Linked DNA regions of Homo sapiens: region 1 is linked to region 2. Evidence: chromatin contacts called from ENCODE Hi-C or POLR2A ChIA-PET data. All regions are on one chromosome and are shown on one strand. The core of a region is the stretch at or near the end of the contact, and the rest is flanking DNA. Distances in the headings are between cores, read along the strand shown. Region 1 holds the start of OOSP4A (oocyte secreted protein family member 4A). Region 2 holds the start of TCN1 (transcobalamin 1).

Region 1 (6,688 bases), core at 84-2,583, 98 kb before region 2:
TATGTGTCTCAGTTTTTTCATCAGAATGTGGAAAAACCGTAGAAGTACTTCTTCAGAATTTTTTCTTAATTATACTTTAAGTTTTAGGGTACATGTGCACAACGTGCAGGTTAGTTACATATGTATACATGTGCCATGTTGGTGTGCTGCACCCATTAACTCGTCATTTAACATTAGGTATATCTCCTAATGCTATCCCTCCCCCCTCCCCCCTCCCCCACCCCACAACAGGCCCCGGTGTGTGATGTTCCCCTTCCTGTCTCCATGTGTTCTCATTGTTCAATTCCCACCTATGAGTGAGAACATGCAGTGTTTGGATTTTTGTCCTTGCGATAGTTGAGAATTTCTAAGCTAAATAAGTCAAATATCGCAACATGCACACTTTGTTTTTAGGGATTGTTCAAATTTTACTAACAGGTCTCAGGAATACATGTTTGAAATATATCTAGGTGTAAGTGATATCTATCTGAAATGGAGAAACAAGAAAAAGCTTTACATTTGGCTGCACACAATAGAAAAATATATCACGTGCTTCCACTTAAAATTTTATTTTGCATCAAAATATCTGAGCCAATAAATATTAATTAGTATGTGACACTAAGGATTCAGAAACAAAATAATACTGCAGTTACTCCGATGATAATTTTGATTGCCAACTATGTTAAATTTTGGTTTGAGGTCTTACTTCATTTTCAGTACATTTCTATGGTCAATTTTATTATTATCCCATATTTACACATGGATAAATTTAAGGTCATGTAACTATTAAGTGGCAGATCAGGATTAAAATCTATGCCAAATCTATTCAGAGCCTCAACTCTGAAAAGAATCATATACAATTGAATACAGCTGACTACTCTCTGTCCAAACTTCATACCCCACGGCCAGAAATGTAGACCTAGGTAACCTCCTCTCTTAGGCACTGGGCAGTCTCTCCTGATTTTGCCAGTCACTGTAAGTATTTCACATTCAGCAAAGTAACAAGCTAGTCTCCAGCAGAGAAAGAACCTGGAAATATTTTGCATGTAAAAAAAAATAAAAAACAACAGCACCTTGAGATCAGCTTAGAGGAAAAATTCAAGAGGAAGTACAGGGGTAAAGATAAAACTAGTCTGGCTGTAACTTTGCGATCATTAGTTATTAGCAGTTGATCACTAGGTTATAAAAAAAACAAACTCCCAAAGTCAACAATATGTTAAAAAAAAAAAAAAAAAAAAGCCCTGCTGATTGAAATTGCCACCTCCAAAAATTCCCTCTTTTTCTTACAATCTTGGAGACCATGAATCAACTCGAAAAGCATGAGGAGCTTTCCCAACACACAAGAGATCTTCATTGCTTCAGATTCCAGCCCAAGGTATCACAGGAAACAGAAAACCTAGGGAAGTGGGCCTCCACAGGTGTTTATAAACCTCTTGCCTCCTCAGCTGTGGGTGATGGTTTATCATTCTGGAAAGCACTGAGAACCCCTTAGCATAGTTTTGGCTTTTTGTCCTCACAGCTGAAGTTATTAAGTTGGCGCAAAAGTAATTGCGGTTTTTGCCATTGAAAGGTAAATCAGAAACTCAGGAAAGAACACATGGAAAGTGGTTCTAGGCTGCATCTCCTACCACCATGTCTTTTTTCTCAAGCATGTGGATGTGTCTGAAATTGTGTCTGACATAATATTTGATATGTGTCTATTGAATTGTTAAAGTAGGGCTTTGCAAGATGATTTGAGAAATTCAAGTGGTGATACAGAAGAATTATTTATGAATTGATTAACAATATTGCAATATTGCATATTATATTCACTCTGGGTTCTTGTGAAAAAAGAAAAATAAAAAAGCTTTTGCTCTACCTCCCAACCAATGATTCAGATCCAGTAAACCTGGGACGAGATGCGCTCACTAATCGGTGCTTGTAATCAGCTTCAGGAGGTTTTGATTCAGGTAAACAAATCCACACACCTGTGGTCTAAGCTTTGGCAAAACAATGCTTTCTGGTTTAATTTTGCTTTCCCTACAAGCATTTTATTATGAATGTGCACATATCTAGAGATCTAAAGAAATATTCTCTAAGGGCATTTTTGGACAATTAAATCTAGTAATGAAAAATTGTAAGAAAAAGGGATAATAGATAAGAATAACAGCATCACTTGGTTATACCTTTTGGCAGAAACCAACCTCCAAAAAACTTCCTCTCAAAAAGTAAAAGTAAAAGCCTAATAAATTATTTTTAGAAATTGTGTAGCATATCACATAGATTGCCTCAGCTTCTAAGTACAAAATAATTGTTTTTAGCTATATGAATCTCCAGGATTATGAACTGATGTAACAACGAGGAAGCAAAAAGTAACATCTGTGAACATCAGAAATCTCAAAGTCCTTTCTACTAAACGTTTTTATTATAGTGCATGTTCTTTAAAATTAGTAGGATTTTATGTTAAGGTATCTATCACTTAAATTATATTTGGGAATGAGAACCTTACAGTAGATTAAATTTATGAAGAATATTTCAGTGGTTTTTATTTGAAAATACTTATCTGTTTTCTTATTTAAGAGGTGAATAAATACATTGTTATTTTAAATAGCTAACTACATAGAAGTACATAAAATAATACTGGAATTTCTAATTCCAATAGCTTACATGCTTTCCTCTGTTGAAATAACCACTAATTTTGTAAATGTTAAGTTCACATAAAATTAGCAATTTTGAAGTATATAATTCAGTGGCACTTGGCACATACACATGTGTGAAACCATCACCCCTATAGTTCCAAAATGTTTTCATCATCGCCCCAAAGGAAAACTTATACTTCTTAAGCAACCCTCCACTCCTCCTTTCTCCCAGCCCCTGGCAAGCACCAAGCTACTTTCTATCTCTTTGGATTTACCTATTCTGGACACTTTGTAAAACTTGAATCATACTCTTAACTTTAAAAATCATGCTATTTATTTATTTGTTTACAAATAAAAGAGGCTTTATTTCTTATAAAGGGTTACAGACTGCAAGATGGCCATCCTAACAGGCTGGGATGCATAGCCTCCAGCAAAGCCTGAAAGGCAGGCACATTGCAGGGAGGGAGGAGTGAGATGGGAATTTATGCTGAATGGGTTGGCCAAGCATATGTATTTAACAGGTTATAGGAGGAGCTATGAATATTCACTAACGTGGTTCTAACACATAAGTGCTGAATAAACATGCATGTTATATATGACCCATGTTCACTTTGCGGTGGAGACTTAACATTTAAATCTATTACAATTAGGCCCTGTACATCTAAAGGTCTTTCCAGGATACTAAGTTATACAAGTGTGCAACCTCTGTAAACTGGCCAGAACCAGTTCTTGCTCAGTTGTCTCTTATCAGGAGAAAGTTGCTGAAATGAGTCCCTTGTCCAGTCAAAGCTGTAGTTATGGCTTATGGCACAGGAGAGTCAGTTAGCCTCTGGCAGTGGACAAGCTGTCATTGTTTTAATATTGCTTATCTCAAGGCCAGTGCTTGTTTAGCTGCTGGAAAAGAAAAAGAAAAACCTTGTGGCAGTTAGAACAAAGTTCATTCTTTAAGTGTAGGGGTGTGTGACTTAACCATTATTTGGCATGGCCTTGGGTCCTGTTTATAAGTTGGTATGTTATTGCCACAAAGAGTTTGTTGTGTCAGCCTTATGATCTTTTTTTTTTCTTTTTTTTTGAGACGGAGTCTCACTCTGTTGCCCAGGCTGGAGTGCAGTGGCGCGATCTTGGCTCACTGCAACCTCCACCTCCCTGGTTCAAGCAATTCCCCTGCTTCAGCCTCCCGAGTAGCTGGGATTATAGGCACACACCACCATGCCCGGCTAATTTTTTTTTGTATTTTTAGTAGAGATGGGGTTTAACATGTTGGCCAGACAGGTCTCGAACTCCTGACCTCAACCAATCTGCCCGCCTCAGCCTCCCAAAATGCTGGGATTTATAGGCATGAGCTACTGCACCCAGCCTGATCTCTTTTTTAGCATTAATACTAGTCAGGTGTTGTGTCTAAACCACAGAAGGGAAGTGGTGTAACAAGGCATGTCCAACCCCCCACCCCATGACGTCTGGGAACATAGTTCTTAAGGTTTCTCTGGGGTCCTCTTGGCCAAGATGGGGGTTCATTCAATCAGTTGAAGGCCTAGAATTTTATTTTTAGTTCACATGGTACCATGAATCAGTACTTCATTTCTTTTTATGGCTGTATAGTATTCCGTTGTATAGGTATAGCACATTTTCTTTAGTCATTCATTCATTGATGAACTTTCGGGTTGTTTCCATCTTTGAGAATAATACTACTCTGAAAGCTCTTGTTCAACATTTGTTTGAATTCCTGTTTTCAATTATTTGGGGTATTTGACTCAGCTTTAATCGCCTCCTATTCACCGCCCTGCTGAGGGAGAGATTCCTATCCTAGGGCTATGGTTATACCCAAACACACAACACCTGACACTGAACAGATGCATCCAAAGCAATTTATTGCTGTGTACATTCACAGCCCTGCAGAGGAGAACACCACATAGCACATAGGTCCACGTGAGGACCGCACTTAGGAACAGAGGGAACAACCAGGGACTCTGGGACATAAGCTTTGTAATATCAAGAGGGTGAGGTGACCCCTAGATCCCACAGGAGCGTATGATTGGCTTGTTTGAATAATTCTGCAGGCTGCCAGGGAACTGAAACCCACTGTTGAGAGATAAGCAGGAACTGTATCTGGTCTCCTTGATAAGCAGAGCTGTTTAGTGGGGACCTTATCTTCAGGAGCAGAGGAGGGAGATAAATATGCAGTTATGCCTTTATAGCCCTTCCAGTTTCACCAGATGCCGAGATAGAACATGATACCAGGCTTTAACTATTAGTCCTTACATGACAACCTAGGAGTGAAACTGCCAAACTCCCCCACAGTGGCTGTATTATTTTACATTTCATTTGTTTTGTTTTGTGTGTTTTTTTTTATTTTTTTGAGATGGAGTCTAACGCTGTCGTCCAGGCTGGAGTGCAGTGGCCTGATCTCGACTCACTGCAACCTCCACCTCCTGAGTTCAAGTGATTCTCCTGCCTCAGCCTCCCAAATAGCTGGGACTACAGGCAAGGGCCACCATGCCCGGCTAACTTTTGTATTTTTTGTAGAGATGCGGTTTCACCATGTTGGCCAGGCTGGTCTCGAACTTCTGATCTCAGGTGATCTGCCCACCTCAGCCTCCAAAAGTGTTGGGATTACGGGCATGAGCCACTGCACCTGGCCTTTTGTGTATTTTTTAACTTTTAAGTTCAGGGGTACAAGTGCAGGTTTGTTACATAGGTAAACTTGTGTCATGGGGGTTTGTTGTTCTGATTATTTCATCACCCAAGCATTAAGCCTAGTACCCACTGGTTATTTTTCCTGACCCTCTTCCTCTTCCCACCCTCCACCCTCCAAAAGGCCCCAGTGTGTGTTGTTTCCCTGTATGTGTTCATGTGTTTTCATCATTTAGCTCCCACTTATAAGTGATAACATGTGGTATTTGGTTTTTTTTTTTCTGCATTCATTTGCTAAGGATAATGGCCTCCAGCTCCATCCATGTCCATGCAAAGGACATGATCTTGTTCTTTTTTATGACTGGATAGTATTTCATGGTATATATGTACCACATTTTCTTTATCCAGTCTATCATTGATGGACATTTAGGTTGAATCCATGTCTTTGCTATTGTGAATAGTGCTGCAATGAACATACACATGCATGTCTTTATAATAGAATATATATTATTCTATATTCCTTTGGGTATATACTTAGTAATGGGATTGCTGGATCAAATGGTTTATCTGTCTTTAGGTCTTTGAGGAATCTCCACACCGTCTTCCACAATGGCTGAACTAATTTACACTCCCACCAACAGTGTATAAGCATTCCTTTCTCTCTACAACCTCACCAGCATTTGTTATTTTTTGACTCTTTAATAGTAGCCATTCTGACTAGTGTTAGATGGTGTCTCATTGTGGTTTTAATTTGCATTTCTCTAACGATCAGTGATGTTGAACTTTTTTTCATATGATTGTTGGCTGCATGTATGTCTTCTTTTTTTGTTTGTTTGTTTTTGAGACGAAGTCTTGTTCTGTCACCCAGGCTGCAGTGCAGTGGTGCTATCTTGGCTCACTGCAACCTCCACCTCCTGGGTTCAAGTGATTCTCCTGCCTCAGCCTCCCAAGTAGCTGGGACTACAGGCACATGCCACCACACCTGGCTAATTTTGTATTTTTAGTAGAGATGGGGTTTTGCCATGTTGGACAGGCTGGTCTCGAACTCCTGACCTCAGGTGATTCACCTGCTTCAGCCTCCCCAAGTGCTGGGCGCATGCACTTTGCCCACTTTTTATGGGGTTGTTTTTTTCTTGTAAATTTGTTTAAGTTTCTTATAGATCTGGATATTTGACCTTTGTCAGATGCATAGTTTGCAAAAATTTTCTCCCATTCTGTTTGCTGTTTACTCTGTTGATAGTTTCTTTTGCTGTGCAGAAGCTTGTTAGTTTAATTAGATTCCATTTGTCAATTTTTGCTTTTGCTGCGATTGCTTTTGGCATCTTTGTCATGAAATATTTGCCTGTGCCTATGTTTTGAATGGTATTGCCTAGGTTGTCTTTCGAAGTGTTTATAGTTTTGAGTTTGATGTTTCAGTTAAAGGTGCTATATTCACTCACACCTTTCCTTCCTCTCCGTGA
Region 2 (6,093 bases), core at 2,558-5,057:
ACAGACCAAAAATATAAATAAGGGGACTGAATCAGCAATCAAAAACCTCCCTACAAAGAAAAGCCTAGGACCAGATGTTTCACTGGTGAATTCAACCAAATACCTAAAGAAGAATTAATGGCAATTCCTCACAAACTGTCCCAAAATATTGTAGAAAGAATATTTCCAAACTCATTTTACAAGATGAGTATTACCCTAATACCAAAGCCAGATAAGGACACTACCAAAAAAAAAAAAAAAATCACAGGCCAATACCCATAATAAACATAGATGCAAAAATCCTCAACAAAATACTAGCAAACCAAATTCAACAGCACATTAAAAAAAAAGCAAAAAAAAAAAAATCAATCAAAAAAATTTAGCATCCTTTCATGATAAAAAAAAACTCTCAACAAATTGGGTATAGAAGAATTCTACTACTGAGCCATTAAAAGGAATGAAATAATGTTAATAATAAGTGAGAAAATATTTTTTTTGGTTTTCTACTCCTGTGTTGCTTAGAATAATTGCCTCCAGCTCCATCCAAGTTGCTGTGGAATATTTGAGAAAATATTTGCGAACCTATATCTGAAAATAGATTAATATCCAAAATATGTAAGAACCATGCAATTCAATAGCAAAATGAAAACAAAAACAAAACAAATAACCTGATTTTAAAATGGGCTAAGGACCTCAACATTTTCCAAAGAAGACATAAAAATGGCAAACAGGCATGAGAAAACATGCACAATATCACTAATCATCAGAGAAATTCAAATCAGAATAATCACATCACCTTATACCTGTTAGGGTGACTATTATCAAAAAGACAAAAGATAACAAAGTATGGATGAGGATGTAGAGAAAAGAGAATCCTTTGTGTTTGCAGAATGTAAATTTGCACAACCATTATGGAAGACAGTGTGGTGGTTCTTCAAAAAATTATAAATGGAACTGCAATATGATCCAACAATCTTAATTCTGGGTACATATCCAAAGGAAGCAAAAGCAGTGTTTCAAAGAAATATATGTACTCCCGAATGGGCACGGTGGCTCACGCCTGTAATCGCAGCACTTTGGGAGGCTGAGGTGGGTGGATCACCTGAGGTCAGGAGTTTAAGACCAGCCTGATCAACATGTTGAAACCCTGTCTCTACTAAAAAAAAATAGAAAAGTTAGCCGGTGTGGTGGCAGATACCTGTAATCCCAGCTACTCTGGAGGCTGAGGCAGGAAAATCACTTGGACCCGGGAGGTGGAGTTTCCAGTGAGCTGAGATTGCACCATTGCACTCCAGCTTGGGCGACAAGAGAGAAACTCTGTCTCAAAAACAAACAAACAAACAAACAAACAAACAAAAATATATATTATATAAAATATGTACTCCCATGTTCATTGCAGCATTATTCACAATATCAAAGACATAGAAACAACCTACATATCTGTTGATGGATGAAGGGATAAAAATTGTGATTTATATACACACACACATATATGTGTGTGTGTGTATATATATATTTATATTTATATAATAGAATAGTATTCAGCCATAAAAAAGAAGGAAATAGTGCCCTTTGAGACAGCATGGATGAACCTGAAGAATATCATGCTAAATGAAATAAGTCACAGACAAATACTATGATCTCATTTATATGTAGATTCTAAAAATTATCAAATACATGGAAACAGAGAGTAGAATGGTGGTTTCCACATAAGTTTTATATAAATATGTGAGAGAGAGAAAGAGATTTATTCCAAGGAGTTGATTCATGCCCTTATGGAGGCTAAGAAGTCCCACAGTCTACTGTCTGCATGCAGTAAAAGTCAGTGGAGTGATTCAGGCCAAACTGAAAGCCCAAGAACCAGGGGAGCCGATGGTGTAAATCTCAGTTTGAGGGCTGGAGAAGATAAGATGTCCTAGCTCAAACAGGCTGGCAGGAAGCAAAAAAAGGGTGAATTCCCCCTTCCTTCACCATTTTATTCTATTCAGGGTCTCAATAGATTGATTGATGCACACCTACATTGGAGACGGCATTCTACTTTCCAGAGTCCACCAATTAAAATGCTAATCCTATCTGGAAACACCCTCACAGATACATCGAGAAATAGTGTTTAATCTGGGCACTCAGGTGCCAGTCAAGTTGACACAGAAAATTAACCATCACAGAGGTACAATGCAAATAGTGGCTCATTAAGTCATGACATCCTTAGCTAGGCTGACAGTATTCTCTAATAGTTCTCAGAAGAACTGTGATAGGCAACACTTCTCACATGTAGCAACTGCCCTGGCAGGGCAGAAATTCACATTTGATGTATAGCTCTCTGGTTTTCCTCCTTGGTTAGGAAACTCTCATGGAATCTATCTTAGGAGAAAAATCATAGTTTGGAAACCACTATGCCAAAGATCCCCTCATGTGCTGGGTTCTCCAATACTGCCTGCTTCAATTTCAGACTTACAACTTTTACTTCCGTTTTTAAATTTTTTTATTTCAATTTTTGTAGGTACATAGTAGGTGTATATATTTATGGGGCTCATGAAATGTTTTGATACAGGCATGCAATGCGTAATAATCACATCATAGAGAAGGGGGTATTCATCCTGTCAAGCATTTATCCTTTACGTTACAAACAATCCAGTTATACTATTAGTTATTTAAAATGTACAATTAAATTATTATTGACTATAGTCACCCTGTTATGCTACCAATAGTAGGTCTTATTCATTCTTTCCAATATTTTGTACCCATTAACCCTCCGCATCTCCTTCCCACCACTAGCCTTCCCAGCCCCCAGTAACCATCTTTTCATTCTCTATCTCTATGAATTCAATTGTTTTGATTTTTAGATCCCACAAATAAGTGAGAACATGCAATGTATGTCTTTCTGTGCCTGGCTTATTTCACTTAACATAATTATCTCCAGTTCCATCCATTTTGTCACAACTGACAGGATTTCATTCTTTTATATGGCTGAATAGTACTCCATTGTGTATATGTACATTTGCTGTGTTCATTTATCTGTTGATAGACACTTAGCTTGCTTCCAAATCTTGGTTATTGTAAACAGTGCTGCAACAAACATGGGAGTGCAGATATCTCTTCAATATACTGGTCTTCTTTCTTTTGGGTATATAGCCAGCAGTGGGATTGCTGGATCATATGGTAGCTCTATGTTTAGTTTTTTGAGGAAGCTCCAAACTGTTCTCCATAGTGATTGTACTAATTTACATTCCCACCAACAGTGTACAAGGCTTCCCTTTTCTCTACATCCGTGCCAGCATTTGTTATTGCCTGTGTTTTGAATAAAGCCATTTTTAGCTGAGATGAGAGGATATCTCATTGTAGCTTTGATTTCCATTTATCTGATGATCAATGATGTTAAGCACCTTTTCAAGCACTTTTTCATATGCCTGCTTCCCATTTGGATGTCTTCTTTTACTTCCATTTTTATATGTTGTATGTGTTTGCATGATCAAATCTACTTTATCAGGAAACATAAAACATAAAGTGAAACGGAAAAAAAAGGAAAGATTATAGGAAACAGTCATTTGCCTAATATATCTTCACTGCACGGAAGGCAAATAATAGATATGAAACCCGAAGGTTTAGGACAGGAGACAAAGGAAAGTTATTGCCTTATTCTCCCTAACCACATCCTTCAAGTCTTCTTCCTTATTTATTACATCACATGGACAAATACACTTGACCACACCTCCTGACATTGCTCAATATTTGCTTGAGTGAAAAGAGGCTGAGGCAACCTGAAGGAGGAGCTCTCATTACCTTCTGCCCATCACTTAATAAATAGCCAGCCAATTCATCAACATTCTGGTACACTGTTGGAGAGATGAGACAGTCACACCAGCTGCCCCTAGTGGGGCTCTTACTGTTTTCTTTTATTCCAAGCCAACTATGCGAGATTTGTGGTGAGTAAACTTTGAGCTAAAATTACTCTAGAGTGATAGTCTACTGAAAACTGTTGACAAGAGACTCTATGTAGAGTTACCTGAGAAAAGATCCCATTCCAGTTTCGTATGTGGTTGGACTCCATGAATGATGAAAAGGGTGGCAGGAGATGGTGAGGAAAGTCTCACAATGCATGTTGTTGTAAGAGGAATTATAGATTGTGTATTCACTTGCCTAACTGCTCTTTCTATGCTCAGATCCTCTCTAGCACAGCATCCCTACCAAGTAACTCCCTATTCATGTGACTTTTCAATGACAGAAAATTTATGCTCCCAGAAACTTTTCTAGATCATGGAAAGTTATCTTTTGGTCTTGATATGCAATCTTTTTTCCCTGAAATTCAATGCATGATTTTTGGGTTAACCCCTTGTAACTACATAGAAAAAAATAATAATCTCTTTCAAATAGTGATGACTGCTGTCTTGTCATGAGTGAGTTTAGATGTTCCAAGTTGCATGTCCACCTTCCTTCAACTCTTTCCCAGGACACATGGGATAAAGTTCCATCATCTCTTGCATGGGTGTTGACCCCAGAGATTGTGTGGTTCTGTAAAAGAACTTTAAAGTAAGAGAAGGGAAAACTAAATTCAGGTTTAGTTTGATCCCTTAGTTATTGAATGACCCAACATTTCTGAATTTCTTTAGCTTCATTCATAAATAAAGGATAATGAGGGGAGACTATTGAAGCAAATTATCTCATGAAGTCTGGTGCAGTTCTCAAGTGCATGAATTCTCTTTTGTGAGACTTTACTCTGAAATTGAGCTTCAAACCAGTCCAAAGATTACTAGGTGGTACTATCTGTGCTCTCTAACCAGTAAGAAGAGAACACCACAGAAGACAGGCTTGTATACATACAGGCTAAAGCATAGACTCTTCTGACTCTGATTTTTCTTCTTGGCTTGACATTTCCCCTGTTGGATCCTAAGAATAGGGAATGGCTATGTAGGTTTTAGCTTTCAATTCATTTTAAATAATAATGATAATAATTAAATTTATCTTTGAGACTCAAGGAAGCTGATTTGAGTTGTTGATCAGGAACTAAAAAGTCTGTTTCAGGGCCAGAAAATCTGCTGAGCTGGATGGTTCCACAAAATCTCAGAGAACTGACTCACAATTGTTCCATTGTGTCTGCAACAAACCATGACCTTTCTACAATCACTCTATTCAGATCTTCTTGACTCATTCTTTTAAAGTAAAGAAAACTGGGCAAGAGAAATTACATTTCCTTGATTCTCAAGTATAGTGATAAAAACTCCAGTTGAGCTGGAAATAATAGTATGTGCAGCATTTTACAGTTTATTCGGTGGTTTCTTGTCCAATATCTGTAAGGTAAGTGTTAACAGCCACAATTTTTAAATGAGAAAACTAAGAGTAAAACAAGTTACATAAGTTATTATCCACAGTCATAAGTTAAGGAGCACAAAATGTGGCCAAAATCTGAATCCAAACCTCATGTTCTTCTCACTCTCCCACTAATCCATTAGATAATCTGGAGATATGTAGGATTTGGGGCTACTCCTCAAGATTATGGAAAAATACATTGACAAAGTGTCCTGTGTTTAAATAAATAGTAAATCTTTTTATTCTCCTCTATTTCCTTGGGAGCTATGGATTTTCCTACTTCCACAGTATAATGTGACTTCCCTCCATCTCTGGAATTGGGGCATATTGTAGGCTAAAACTGGAGAGTTTTTTACAGGCTGCATAATGCTAAATAATGATCTCGATGCCCAGCCAGCTGGGTAATCAGACAATGAAGTTTTGGGGTCAATCACCAGTATAACACAGAATTATTACCTGCATTTTCTCAACATTAACCCAGTTGATTTAGAAGATGGAGAAGGAAAGAACTGAATCCAGGAAGTAGAAAGTCCTGCTTACTGAGAGTCAGAAGACATGTAGTCTAGTTTCAGCTCAGCCTCCAATTATGGAAGTTTCTTTAAGGACAATCTATCTAAGCTTCATATACAAAATTAGGGAATGATGCTAGATTTCCCAGGCAGGAGTCTGCCAGTACACAATGATAAGTCTGCACCAGTTGTTAAAATATTAAAACATTTTCATGTTGGTTGTTAAAGGAGTAATGTCTGGCATGGGGGTGGGTTCAAGACCCACCTTTGTATTATTCCACCAACACAGTCTGCAGCCACT

What was found. Hi-C counts contacts between places; a loop is a spot of excess contacts on that map. ChIA-PET counts read pairs that join two places held with the same protein, here RNA polymerase II (POLR2A).
Region 1: a loop to region 2 is called in a map of Calu3, with 2.7 times the contacts of the local background. The contact joins the promoter of OOSP4A here to the promoter of TCN1 in region 2. A Hi-C loop is called at or near these places in 1 of 168 maps with a recorded cell type or tissue (Calu3). POLR2A ChIA-PET finds 5 or more read pairs at or near these places in 1 of 52 experiments (PC-9).

Annotation. Positions count from the first base shown.
Region 1 is chr11:59,958,678-59,965,365 of GRCh38, reverse strand. OOSP4A (oocyte secreted protein family member 4A) reads right to left here and starts at 1,333. Exons shown (of 5, transcript NM_001395277.1): 1 at 1,267-1,333. The coding sequence starts at 1,333. RefSeq lists an enhancer at 4,616-4,910.
Region 2 is chr11:59,864,201-59,870,293 of GRCh38, reverse strand. It overlaps TCN1 (transcobalamin 1), which reads left to right and starts at 3,807. Exons shown (of 9, transcript NM_001062.4): 1 at 3,807-3,902. The coding sequence starts at 3,824.